Regions from separate parts of the Homo sapiens genome. Here all the other regions are linked to region 3. A link is an interaction called in ENCODE POLR2A ChIA-PET data of the cell type or tissue named here. Cell type or tissue: MCF 10A. All regions are shown on one strand.

Region 1 (4,000 bases), 140 kb before region 3:
TGCTGCCCAGGCTAATCTTGAACTCCTAGGCTCAACCAATCCTCCTGCCCTGGCCTCCCGAAGTGCTGGGCTTACAGGTGTGCACTATCACGCTCAGCTGACACTTGTTTTAGAAGTGGATTTTTCAGTATTAGCACTATTAACATTTGGGGCTGGATCCTTCTCTGCTGTGAGGCTGTCCTGTGCCCTGTAGAATGGTCAGCAAGATCCCTGGTCACTACCAGATGCCAGCAGCACTTCTCCCCCTGAGTTGTGACACCTCAAAAATGTCTCTGCACATTGACAAATTGTTCCTGGGGAGATGGGGTGGGAAAATTACCCCCAGTTGAGAACCACTATTTTAGATGTATTAATATTATACCTGTAGGTTAAAGTTTTTTATCCTAATGATAATAATTACACAAAAACTAATAATTAATGTTATAAAAGTAGCACAGAAAGTAGCTAGGCTCTAAAGGAAACTTGGAGATTCCAACTCCTACCGTCCCACCTGCAAAAGTTTTGGAACGTTGTTAAAATGCAAGGTGGTCCATATCACAGCCGTGGAACGCTGGCAAAAGCAATGCAGAAATCAGCCAGAGAAGCAAAAAGAGTCCTGAGGCTACAAGTCAGGAGATGAGGTCCTGGTCTTAGCCCTGGTCTGCGAGGAGTGTGACAATAGATAAGTCACGTTATTTTTTTATTTTTTATTTTTTAATTTTACTTTAAGTTCCGGGATTCATGTGCAGAACGTGCAGGTTTCTTACATAGGTATACATGTGCCATGGTGGTTTGCTGCACCCGTCAACCCATCATCTAGGTTTTAAGCCCCACATGCATTAGGTATTTGTCCTAATGCCCTCCCTCCCCTTGCCCCTCAACCCCTGACAGGCCCTGGTATGTGATGTTCCCCTCCCTGTGTCCATGTGTTCTCATTGTTCAACTCCCACTTATGAGTGAGAACATGTGGTGTTTGGTTTTCTGTTCTTGTGTTAGTTTGCTGAGAATGATGGCTTCCAGCTTCATCCATGTCCCTGGACATGAACTCATTCTTTTTTATAGCTGCATAGTATTCCATGGTGTATATGTGCTGCATTTTCTTTATCCAGTCTATCACTGATGGGCATTTGGGTTGGTTCCAAGTCTTTGCTATTGTAAGTATTACTGCAATAAACATACGTGTGCATGTGTCTTTAGAGTGGAAAGATTTATCATCCTTTGGGTATATACCCAGTAATGGGATTGCTGGGTCAAATGGTATTTCTGGTTCTAGATCCTTAAGGAATCGCCACACTGTCTTCCACATTGGTTGAACTAATTTACACTCCCACCAACAGTGTAAATGCATTCCTGCTTCTCCACAGCCTCGCCAGCATCTATTATTTCCTGGATAAGTCACTTTAAATTTGGCCCTTAACTTGTTCCTTCTTACAACGAAGTAATTGGACTAAAGATGTAGTGGTTTTCCATGTTTCTTCTGCTATGACCCATGTTGACATTGGAGACACTTCCACTGATACATCCCAGTGTAGACAGCCTTTGTCGTTTAATGTTCTGGTAGAAAATGCAATTTCTAATTTGTAGTCGAAGGTGGCCCTTTCTCATAACTGGGATCAGGACTCTGAATGTGTTCTGATATCCTGGGTGAGAACTTCTGAAATATATAATCCTCACTATTTCTTCTAGTGCTAAAATTCGAGAGTCAAAGAAGCTTCTTATTCTGCCCTGTTTGCCTGTCAACAAATACAATGAACAACATCCTTATTCCCCGATTTTCTGCCTCTGTTACTTACCAGCAGGCCACTCGCCCTCCAAACTGCCTCTTCATAAAATCTGCCATTACTGCTCATCGCTCTGGCCCAGCAGGTGATGAATTCAGTCCATGCCATTAAGCTTCCCTGTGGATGAGTCATCTATTTTTACAAGTTGCTGGTTGCGAGACTAGAGCATAACTTACGGGTTTGTAAATATTTTGGCATCTTCCTTTGTCAAAAGATACTGTGAGACCCAGTGATTCACAAGGTTGTCCTGACACTTTCCCCTCCTCCACCAGCATTTTGAAACATTGTTATCCGGTTTGGTACAAGTTCTTTCAGCTATCACTCCTGCAGGTGTTGGTTTGAAGTTACATAAAGAACAGATTTTCATCTTTCAATAAGTGGCTGGATAGGCTAAACTCAGGCTATAATTTATTACTCTTGGCTGCAATCCATCCATTTGTCTCTGTCCTTGGAGGGAGGTGTTTAATCTCCCTTTGGCTCAGCTTTGGAAGGGACTCACTGATTTGTTGAAAAGTTCATTAGACACCGATGGAGCCCCTGCTGTATGCCAAGAATTGCACTAGGTGCTGGGGATATAAAGATGAATATGACTTGCTCTCAAAGAATGCGTCCGTCTAATGAGGCTGTGGCTGTAACTCAACCATTGCCACACAGCATGGTGAGCAGTAGAAATGAAACAAGCTCACATTATGTGGGTGGTGCAAAAGAAAATGACCCATTTTTCCTAGTGAGATAGGAGGCTTTGTAGAGGAAATTTCACTTGAGCTGTGTCCTACAAGATGGGCAGCAGTTTTCCATGGGGAAAATAAGTGGGGAATAATAATAGGTAGAAAGGCATGGAGGCTTGAAACAGTATGGGGAGTTTAGGGAACTGCAGGCCTGCACCTTGTGGCATAGGTGTGTATGTGCAAGTGTGTAAATGTGTGCGCACACACGCACGTGGGTGCTGTGGGAGAACAGCTGAGGGATGAGGTGGCAGCAGATGAAAATGAGAGGCCGGGTGCAGTGGCTCACGCCTGTAATCCCAGCGCTTTGGGAGGCTGAGACGGGCAGATCATGAGGTCAGGAGTTCGAGACCAGCCTGGCCAACATGGCGAAACCCTATTTCTACAAAAAATACAAAAAAATCAGCTGGGCGTGGTGGTGCATGCCTGTAGTCCCCGCTACTCAGGAGGCTGAGGCAGGAGAATCGCTTGAACCCGGGAGGCAGAGGTTGCAGTGAGCCGAGATTGTGCCACTGCACTCCAGCCTGTGCAACCAAATGAGACTCAGTCTTAAAAAAAAAAAGTATAAAAAAATGAGATAGGCAGAGACCAGTCATGAAAAGACTTGCATGGTGCAATAAAGGGTTTGAATTTATTCACAATAGAGAACTTTTGAAGGATTTTAAGACAGGAATCAGCATTATGGGATTTGCCCTTTAGGAAAATATCCAAGGACCAGGGTTGGGGGCTGGACTCAAGAGGAACCTGGGAAGCATTTGGGAGGTGGGACATAGTGGACAATTTTCCTCAGTAAGGGAGGGGAGAGAGAGCTGGAAGGCTAGAATGGCGTCTAGGTATCAGCCCTGAGGACCTGGTGGATGAGGGTGCCCTTTGCCAAGAAGGAGAACACAGAGAAGGGAAGAGGTGTGGGGAAAAGATCATGACTTTTGTTGGGAATATGTTGAGTGTGAAGTGTCTGTATAGCACCAGGTGCAAAGGTCTAGTTCTCCATCTCTAATAAGAAGCCTCATCGTGGAAATGTGATTAAAATTAAAATCCACGTTGAAATCCTCAGACGAAAGGTGCCATGGAAGTGCAAAGAATCATTATTTAGTGTCTTATGGGCTGTCCTTATTGCCTAGAACACTCTCCTCGTCTTGATTCTAATTGCCTCTGATGCCTGTCTTATCATATTCTAGACATGAAAAAAACAAGTGTCTCGAATGTCAGCTGCGGGACGGGCTTGTGCAAGGAGGGCTCTGAAGCTCTGGGAGAGGCAGCTTGGACTCAGAGAGGTGGGGAAGGTTCTGTTCTCAGTCCTGTGAGTTTGAGCCTTAACCTCTTTCACTCAATCACTAGGTCAGTCTCTGCTCCTTGTTTTGGTTTGTTTTATCAGAACTTAACAACATTCAAGATTTCTTCTTTCCTGATCACCTGCTGCATGGCTGGTATTGGGGATTTAATGCTGAACAGACCGACATGATCCCTGTCCTCACAGAATAAATTGTCTAATAGAGGCAGGAGAATGGCGTGAAC
Region 2 (4,000 bases), 54 kb before region 3:
CGTCCAGTACACCACGAGTGCTCAGTTCCATTTTCATTCCTGTCTTCGCTTCAGCCCTATAAAGTAGGGATAATTCCCTGCTTCACTTGGATGTTGTGAACATTAAATCAAATAAAGGATCTGGCAAACTGTGGAGTGCTCTTGACATGTTAATGAGTATATTATTATAATGTGTATTTGTCTTCTTAGCTCAGCTAGACGGAAGTTTCTTTAGGATTGACAGTCTTAGGGCAGCGAGGATGCCTGGAGTACAGGCAGTGAGGGACAGAGAAGGCCAAGAGGCCAAGCGGAGACTTGGAGGGAAGCAGAGGAGGGGAAAGTGGTGAGGCTGAGGATGGAGACAGTGGCCACATCAACAGAAGACACTGCGTTCACCAATAGTCACTCTGTGGCCCCCACCATGTTGTTCCTGGCATTGAGGATACAGTGATAAACCAGACAGACGGAGCCTGCCTTAAGGATGTACATTGAGTGAGCAGAAGACACCACCGAGCGCCAGCCACCTGGATCCACTCACTCATTCTCATTACACCCCCGCAGGGGAAGTGTTGTTAATTTTTTTCCTTTTTACAGAGGAGGAAATGGAAAAAGGGAGAGGTTATGCAAAATTCCAAAGGAAGGCTACACCGCTAATAAATGGCAGAGCCAGAATTTGAACTCAGGCAGTCTTGCACCAAGATAAATGATAACATTTAGAAAAATAAGAATGCTTACCAGCTGAGAAAAGCATCTTTGAATTATTTCCTAGCAGAGGCAAACAGAAGAGGAACCTGGGAGCCTGTTGTGCACGGGAAATGATGAATGCTGGAATAACCCCCGCTCAGTGGAAGACGATGATCCAAGCTCCATGGAGCTGCAGCCCTTCTGAGAGGGTGTTTGGTTTTGATGACATTCCTGTGTATCTCATCCTAGAGAGCAAACTACCTATTAAGAATATGTGCTGTGTATCAAGACTCAAAACTTTCTGAAGGAGTGCAGTCATGTACTTAACAAAGGGGACACCTTCTAAAACATGTGTCATGAGGCAATTTTGTCGTGTGAACATTATAGAGTGAACTTACTCACGCCTAGGTGGTAGAACCTATTACACACCTAGGCTGTATTGTACAACCTAGTGCTCCTAGAATACAAACCTGAACAGCAGGTCACTACTGAATACTGTAGGCAATTGTGACACAATGGTAAATATTTGTGTATCCAAACAAAGAAAAGATACAATAAAAGTGCAGTTTTAAGGCCGGGTGTGGTGGCTCACACCTATAATCCCAGCACTTTGGGTGGCCGGGGGGGCAGATTACCTGAGGTCAGGAGTTCAAGACCAGCCTGACCAACGTGGAGAAACCCCATCTCCACTAAAAATACAAAATTGGCTGGGCATGGTGGCGCGTGCCTGTATTCCCAGCTACTTGGGAGGCTGAGGCAGAAGAATCACTTGAACCCAGGAGGCAGAGGTTGCAGTGAGCTGAGATTATACATTGCACTCCAGCCTGGGCAACAAGAGTGAAACTCCCTCTCAAAAAGAAAAAAAAAGTGCAATGTTTAATCTTATGAGACAACTGTCCTATATGCAGTCCATTGTTGACCAAAACATCATTATGCAGCACAGGACTATATAAGTCACAGTCTAAATCTAAGATCAACAAACTATAGGCCTCTGTAGTTTGGTCTCTCATCATCCAAATCCGGCCCACAGTCTGTTTTTGTAAATAAAGTTTTATTGGCACACAGCCATGCCCATTGGCTCACGTATGGTCTATGGTTGCTTTCCTGCTCCGACTGCAGAGTTCTGCTATTGTGACAGAGACCATCTGGTCCAGGAAGCCTAAAAGAATTACTATCCATCCCTTTATGTGAAAAGTTTGACACTCCCCCACTCTACTCCACCCACCAGCACAAAAACGTCTGACTCCAAAATGAGAAAAAATGTTTCTCAGCCTGGGCTCCACTGTGGGAAAGGAGGCCTTGCCCAGTTAACTCATTCCCCTACCTCGGGATTTCTTGTGTGTGCATTATCTAGATAATCTTAGCAACTATCCCCTCCCTAAGATCCTCGGTAGTAAATCTCTCAGCTACTTGGCGTTAATTAACCCTTTCAGCCTCCAGAATGGCACTGAGAATCCCCTTACCTGGAAATCTAACTGCAAAATTTTTGTTTGAAAATTTTTTGAAGGTGAATTCAACCTTACATGGTCCCCAGGCAAGGTTTAATTCACCTTTAAAAAAATTCAAACAAAAATAGAGCCTGACCTGTCTCGCTGTCACCAGGCCCACAGACTAAAGGCAAGTCCCTTAGCTAGGGGCTCATGGAGGCCTGGGGAGACCGGGGTGAACCCACAGCTGAGTGGGGGTTAAGAGCAGTGGACCTCAGCGCCCGGACGCTTACTCACAGCTCAAAGCTGGGCGAGTCCCTGCACCAGGAGCTGCATGTCCACCTCTGCCCATGGAACGTACAGGAATGTGCATGTTGAAACCAGGGTTGATATCCAAATTCCCCCGGGGAATCCTGCCCTTGGAAAGTTTTGTTTCATGGTGTGAGCAGCCCTCTTCAGCAGCACAGTGACGGGGGCATGGGCTAGAAGGAATTGTTTAGCAAATAAGCTCAAGAATGTCACAGGCAGAGGGGGCAAACAGTGGCATTCTCACTCCCATTTCTCACACACCTGCTCAGGGTGGGGTGAAACAAGGACCTGTTGAGGCAAAGATCGTGAAGTCCCTGTTTGATCTCTGTGGGCAAAAAGCACAAGAATGAGATGCAATTCTGTTACTATTAAGTTCAGGAAGAGGTTTTTCCAAGTTGAAAGGACGGTGTATCACCCACTTATAGCAGACACAGGCTACAGTTGGTTCTTGTGTATTTGTGGGAGATGGGGAATGTTAGTTTTGAAGTGCCAGCTAGTACCCATAAGGTTGCTTGTGTTTTGGGGGTTTTTTGTTGTTTTTGTTTTGTTGTTGTTGTTTTTATTTATTTTGCTATCTGTCTATTTTTGCAGTGGGTTTTTCCCTAGGAATGGTCTCAGCTAATCAAAATATGAAAGGTGCTAGAAGTGTAACATGAGAGTAGCAATGTCAGGTGGCAGGGAAGGCTGCATGCTCCCCTTGGCAGGCAGCTGGAGCCCTCCTAGTAAAACAGTGGTAGATGGCATGGGTGGAGCATTTGCCATGGCCGCACCTGTGCAAGATGTTTTCCAGGCATTACCTCAGTTGGCCATGTCATAGGGATTCTGCAAAGTACCTGTGAGCCATGCATATGCCCCCATAACACGGGTGAGAAAACTGAGGTGCAGGCAAGTGAGGTAACATTCTGAGTCTGGGCTCCATCCAAAGCAGCGCCTGAGACAGACTTGGGTACAAGCAGGTAACTTGGGAGTTGATCCCAGGAAGCATGAGGGACAGGAAAACAGGGGATGTCAACATAAGGTTGTATGAGATGCATGACGTCCCCAGAATTGTGCAACTAAAGGAGAACACGTCTGCACTAGCTTTCAGCCTGGCGTTACCTCTTCAGGGCAGAAAGCAAAAAGGCCTGCAGGACACTCTTGAGGCACAAGATGGCCACATCTTCGGCTGTAGTCACAGGGGGACTGAAGTGGTAAAACACGGGAGCAGTGGTGTCTGTTGCTGCAACACATGGGGAAGAATTCAAATTTGGGTCTCTAATTCAGAGACTATTCTCTCCATCACCACCCTCCCATTTGACTGGCCCTGGGGAGCAGAGCTTTTGCTGGGCTGCCCAGAGGACAGGAGGCCTCTGCCTGATCTTGCTGGGCTCACCACCTGCCTCCTTGAGCACTTGGTTCCAAGTGTGGAGAAGTCTGGCCTATATGCCCCCATCAAAATGCAATTTGTCCTGCTGGCAGGGTGAAGATTGTCCACCTTGATGAAGTTAGACACGCTAAAAGTCCAAAGCTGCATGGTTCTGCAGGCTTTGCACTGTATGACCCCAGAAACACTGTTCCCCAGATAGCAAAGTGAGTGGTGCCCCCTAGAGTTGTGCAGTGAA
Region 3 (4,000 bases):
TTTCACAAACCCCAGGCAAAGAGTATCTGCCCTAAATTCAACAAGGCTGTAGATGACCCCCTTATCTCACATCGTTCCAGAGTTTTCTACTGTGTCATGTGAATGAAGATGTGTCACAGAGAATCCCACCATATGACACCTTTCATAGCCACTCTTCATTCCTCTCGCTGTGAAAACAATCCCCCAAATTATGAGCAACTTAAAAAACTCTTATGAGCATTAACTAATAAAGTGGTGCTCAAAAGTGTTTCCTTGGCTGGGTGCAGTGGCTCACACCTGTAATCCCAGCACTTTGGGAGGCTGAGGCAGGTGGATCACGAGGTCAGGAGATCGAGACCATCCTGGCTAATACAGTGAAACCCTGTCTCTACTAAAAATAAAAAAAATTAGCCGGGCGTGGTAGCACGTGCCCGTAGTCACAGCTACTTGGGAGGCTGAGGCAGGAGAATCGCTTGAACCCAGGAGGCGGAGGTTGCAGTGAGCCAAGATCATGCCACTGCACTCCAGCCTGGGTGACAGAGTGAGACTCTGTCTCAAGAAAAAAGAAAAAAGTGTTTCCTTTTGAACGTGCCCCCCGGGTTTCCACCTGTGGATGTAGAAGACGGGAAGTCTAGAATCCATACTGCTGCTCAGAGGCCATCACACAGGGTACATGGGCCTGAGTGAGTGACCGCACTGCCCTCGTTAACTGGACTAAATAGTATTTTATCACATTTTGTTGTCGTTTTGTTGCTTTTTTTTTTTTTCTTGAGACAGTTTCATTCTTGTTGCCCAGGCTGGAGTACAGTGGCACAATCTCGGCTCACTGCAACCTCTGCCTCCCCAGCTCAAGTGATTCTCCTGCCTCAGCCTCCCCAGTAGCTGGGATTACAGGCGCATGCCACCATGCCTGTCTAATTTTTGTATTTTTAGTAGAGACGGGGTTTCTCCATGTTGGCCAAGCTGGTCTCGAACTCCTGACCTCAGGTGATCCACCCGTCTGAGCCTCCCAAAGTGTTGGAATTACAGGTGGGAGCCACTGCACCCGGCTCTTGTTGCTTTTCTTAAGAGACATTTAAAAATGCCTTGGTAGCAGGTAGAAAAGCAGCAGAAATATTTTATTCTATTTACAGGCACCATCAAACTACCACATGGTTTTAAATATAAACAACTACCAATAAACAAGTAACACCCACAGAAATCCAGAGCCAGGAGGAGACATCTGCATTAGGCTCTGGTGCTGAAAGAAGCCTCCATCACCAGGTCAAGTTTATTTGCCAAAAAGAGAAAAAATAAATAAGTCCACCACCCAATCCCTTCTGGAGCAGCCATCCTTTCCCCTCCCCCTCCACATTCAGTCACTGGAACTGGAAGTCACTTTCATGCCAAATAATAATGACGGCCAGGTGTGGTGGCTCATGCCTGTAATCCCAGCACTTGGGAGGCAGAGGCAGGCGGATCACGCGATCAGGAGATCGAGACCATCCTGGCTAACACAGTGAAACCCTGTCTCTGCTAAAAATACAAAAAATTAGCCGGGTGTGGTGGCACGTGCCTGTAGTCCCAGCTACTCGGGAGGCTGAGGCAGGAGAATCACCTGAACCCAGGAGGCGGAGGTTGCAGTGAGCCGAGATAGCACCACTGCACTCCAGCCTGGGTGACAGAGCAAGACTCTGTCTCAATAATAATAATAATAATAATAATAATAATAATAATAATAATAACGATACTAATTCATTATTAGTGTCATTTAACAAATAATGAATTTGCACCATTTTTAACTTTGCAAAGCTCTTTCACTTTTGTTAGTGTAGCATTTTAATTATGTTACCAGAAAGGAAAGAGTGAGCTGGAAGCTGGGCCGCCTTCCTTCACTCAGCCCCACAGCCCATCCCAAACCGCTCCAAACACAGCTCCTGCAGAGCACCCGCAGAAACCACCCACGTGTGTGTGTGTGTGTGTGTGTGTGTGTGTGTGTGTGTCTGAATTCATGCTGAGTCATGGGAGCCAGTGTTGTGCATTGTCTGGTTGGTGAGGAGCTCTCAGATGTTTGTGAAATGATCCCTGGGGGACATGAGTAAGCTCTTCCTAGACTCTGAGTGCTGAGGTCAGAGATTGATAGAAAAAGAATTAGAAATTTTGAAAAAGGCGTAGAAATTCCAAGCAGGGCAGAATTCCTAAGAGAGACTATTCTTTTTAAAATTACTGACTCTCTTTTGAGGACTCATATCATTAAGGATCTGGAGATAAAGAGAAACTTTGGATGAGTAATACTTTTATTTTGAATTTTAAATATTGCACTGATGTTTTTAAAATAAAGCAACCTCATCCAGATAATAGAAGTGCAAGATGAGCTTCCCATAGTGGAACTTGCTTCCACCAGTGGCTGGTTAACTACATTAATTGGTTAACTAACAGGGCAGCCAATTTGGTCCTTGATGGGATAGCTAGTTTCTCCTTGCTTCTTTCATTCACCATTTATTGAATGCTAACCCTTCATTCGCACCATTTACTAGGTGCTAAATGTGAAGGAAACACAGTTGGACCTTCCCAGAGCTTAATGTTTCATGGAAGAACTCAGAGAAAACCCATTTTAATAGATTTAAGCCATCTGTTTCCAGAGAGATGAAGCTGGGAAATGACCGTGTAACCCATCATCTGTGCAAGACAGGAAAATACCCTATTGTCAGCCATTTCATTACTGGTGAAACGAAGGTGTTCTACACAGATTCGGTTTGCAGGGAGGCAGCATGGAGAATGTACTGGCTGGGAACCAGAAGAATTGAGCTCTAGGACCGTATCACCCTCGAATAAACTCTTTTTCTTTTCTTTTTTTTTTTTTTGAGATGGAGTTTCACTCTTATTGCCCAGGCCAGAGTGCAATGGCACAACCTCAGCTCACCACAACCTCCGCCTCCTGGGTTCAAGTGATTCTCCTGCCTCAGCCTCTCACGTAGCTGGGATTACAGGCATGTGCCACCATGCCCAGCTAATTTTGTATTTTTAGTAGAGATGGGGTTTCTCCATGTTGATTAGGCTGGTCTCAAACTCCCAACCTCAGGGATCCACCCACCTTGGCCTCCCAAAATGCTGGGATTACAGGTGTGAGCCACCGGGCCCGGCCGCCTCTAATAAACTCTTAAATTTAGGTCAAAGGATTCCACTTTCCTAGGCCTGTTTCCTCTCCTAGAAATGGGGGGGTTCAGTAGATGGCTAGAGGCTCCATTTAGCTTCATTATTTGCTATCACTCAAAAACCTCACAGTCCTGAGAAAGGCAGCCATGATTAATTCCTCGTTGTCTTGGAAGAGAACTAGTTGTGGTGCACTAGCCAACACATAAGCAAGCTCAGCCCTTAGCCAGCGGCTGCCTTCCCTCTTCTACTGTGACTAACCACCACTGGACCTTAAGGCAGTTGTTGGAACCAGTAAAAAGAATGTTCCTCTCCTGGCCATAAGTACAAGTGGTTATTTGCAAAGCTACATAATGGCGTTAATTAGTGAGAGTTCACACTTGGGCTTAATGTAAACAGACTCTCCTAGTAACAGACAACTTCAAACAGTGAGGCTGAATTCCAGTGTAGACACTACCTAAGCAAGTGAAGAATCAATTTTGAGGGGAAAATTAGAGACTTTGGGATGGAGTCCAGAAACCATGGGGTGGGGTTCGGTCATCGGAGGAAGGAGAGGGGCCACCTGAATGATTTTCCCTGAGCAGCTGATAAGCATATTAATCTGGGCAACTGAAGATCCCTATCAAACTATTGATACAGCTGTGTTTGGCTCCAAGTGTGCTGAATCTGTGCCAGCTCTTCACAACCTGTGATCTAATGAGCTGAGGACAGGAACTGGGACCTGGCCCTTGCGTGCTCCTTTGAAGGAAGAAGGGAAGGAATCAAAAGTGGAGAAAAGAGGGCTGGGCGTGGTGGCTCATGCCTGTAATCCCAGCACTTTGGGAAGCAGAGGTAGGCGGATCACCTGAGGTCAGGAGTTAGAGACCAGCCTGGCCAACATGGAGAAACC

What was found. ChIA-PET counts read pairs that join two places held together with the same protein. Peaks named below come from ENCODE experiments on the same cell type or tissue, not always from the same donor. Only the 100,000 strongest peaks of a DNase experiment are listed, where the experiment ranks them.
Region 1: POLR2A ChIA-PET joins it to region 3 with 9 read pairs; 1 of 35 experiments calls an interaction of 5 or more read pairs at or near these places.
Region 2: POLR2A ChIA-PET joins it to region 3 with 9 read pairs; 6 of 35 experiments call an interaction of 5 or more read pairs at or near these places.

What each region holds. Positions count from the first base shown.
Region 1 is chr6:3,610,816-3,614,815 of GRCh38, reverse strand. All of the region lies in intron 3 of LOC100507336 (a long non-coding RNA gene), which reads left to right. Among named protein-coding and RNA genes, the nearest start is that of PXDC1, 140 kb to the left of the region's middle. In MCF 10A, a CTCF peak has its summit at 2,642; DNase peaks (open chromatin) are centred at 1,975 and 2,315.
Region 2 is chr6:3,525,587-3,529,586 of GRCh38, reverse strand. No RefSeq gene overlaps it. Among named protein-coding and RNA genes, the nearest start is that of SLC22A23, 71 kb to the right of the region's middle. In MCF 10A, no CTCF peak of the experiment used is centred here; DNase peaks (open chromatin) are centred at 2,456 and 3,446.
Region 3 is chr6:3,471,276-3,475,275 of GRCh38, reverse strand. No RefSeq gene overlaps it. Among named protein-coding and RNA genes, the nearest start is that of SLC22A23, 16 kb to the right of the region's middle. RefSeq lists an enhancer at 1,847-2,141 and a cis regulatory region at 1,752-2,232. In MCF 10A, no CTCF peak of the experiment used is centred here; a DNase peak (open chromatin) is centred at 2,005.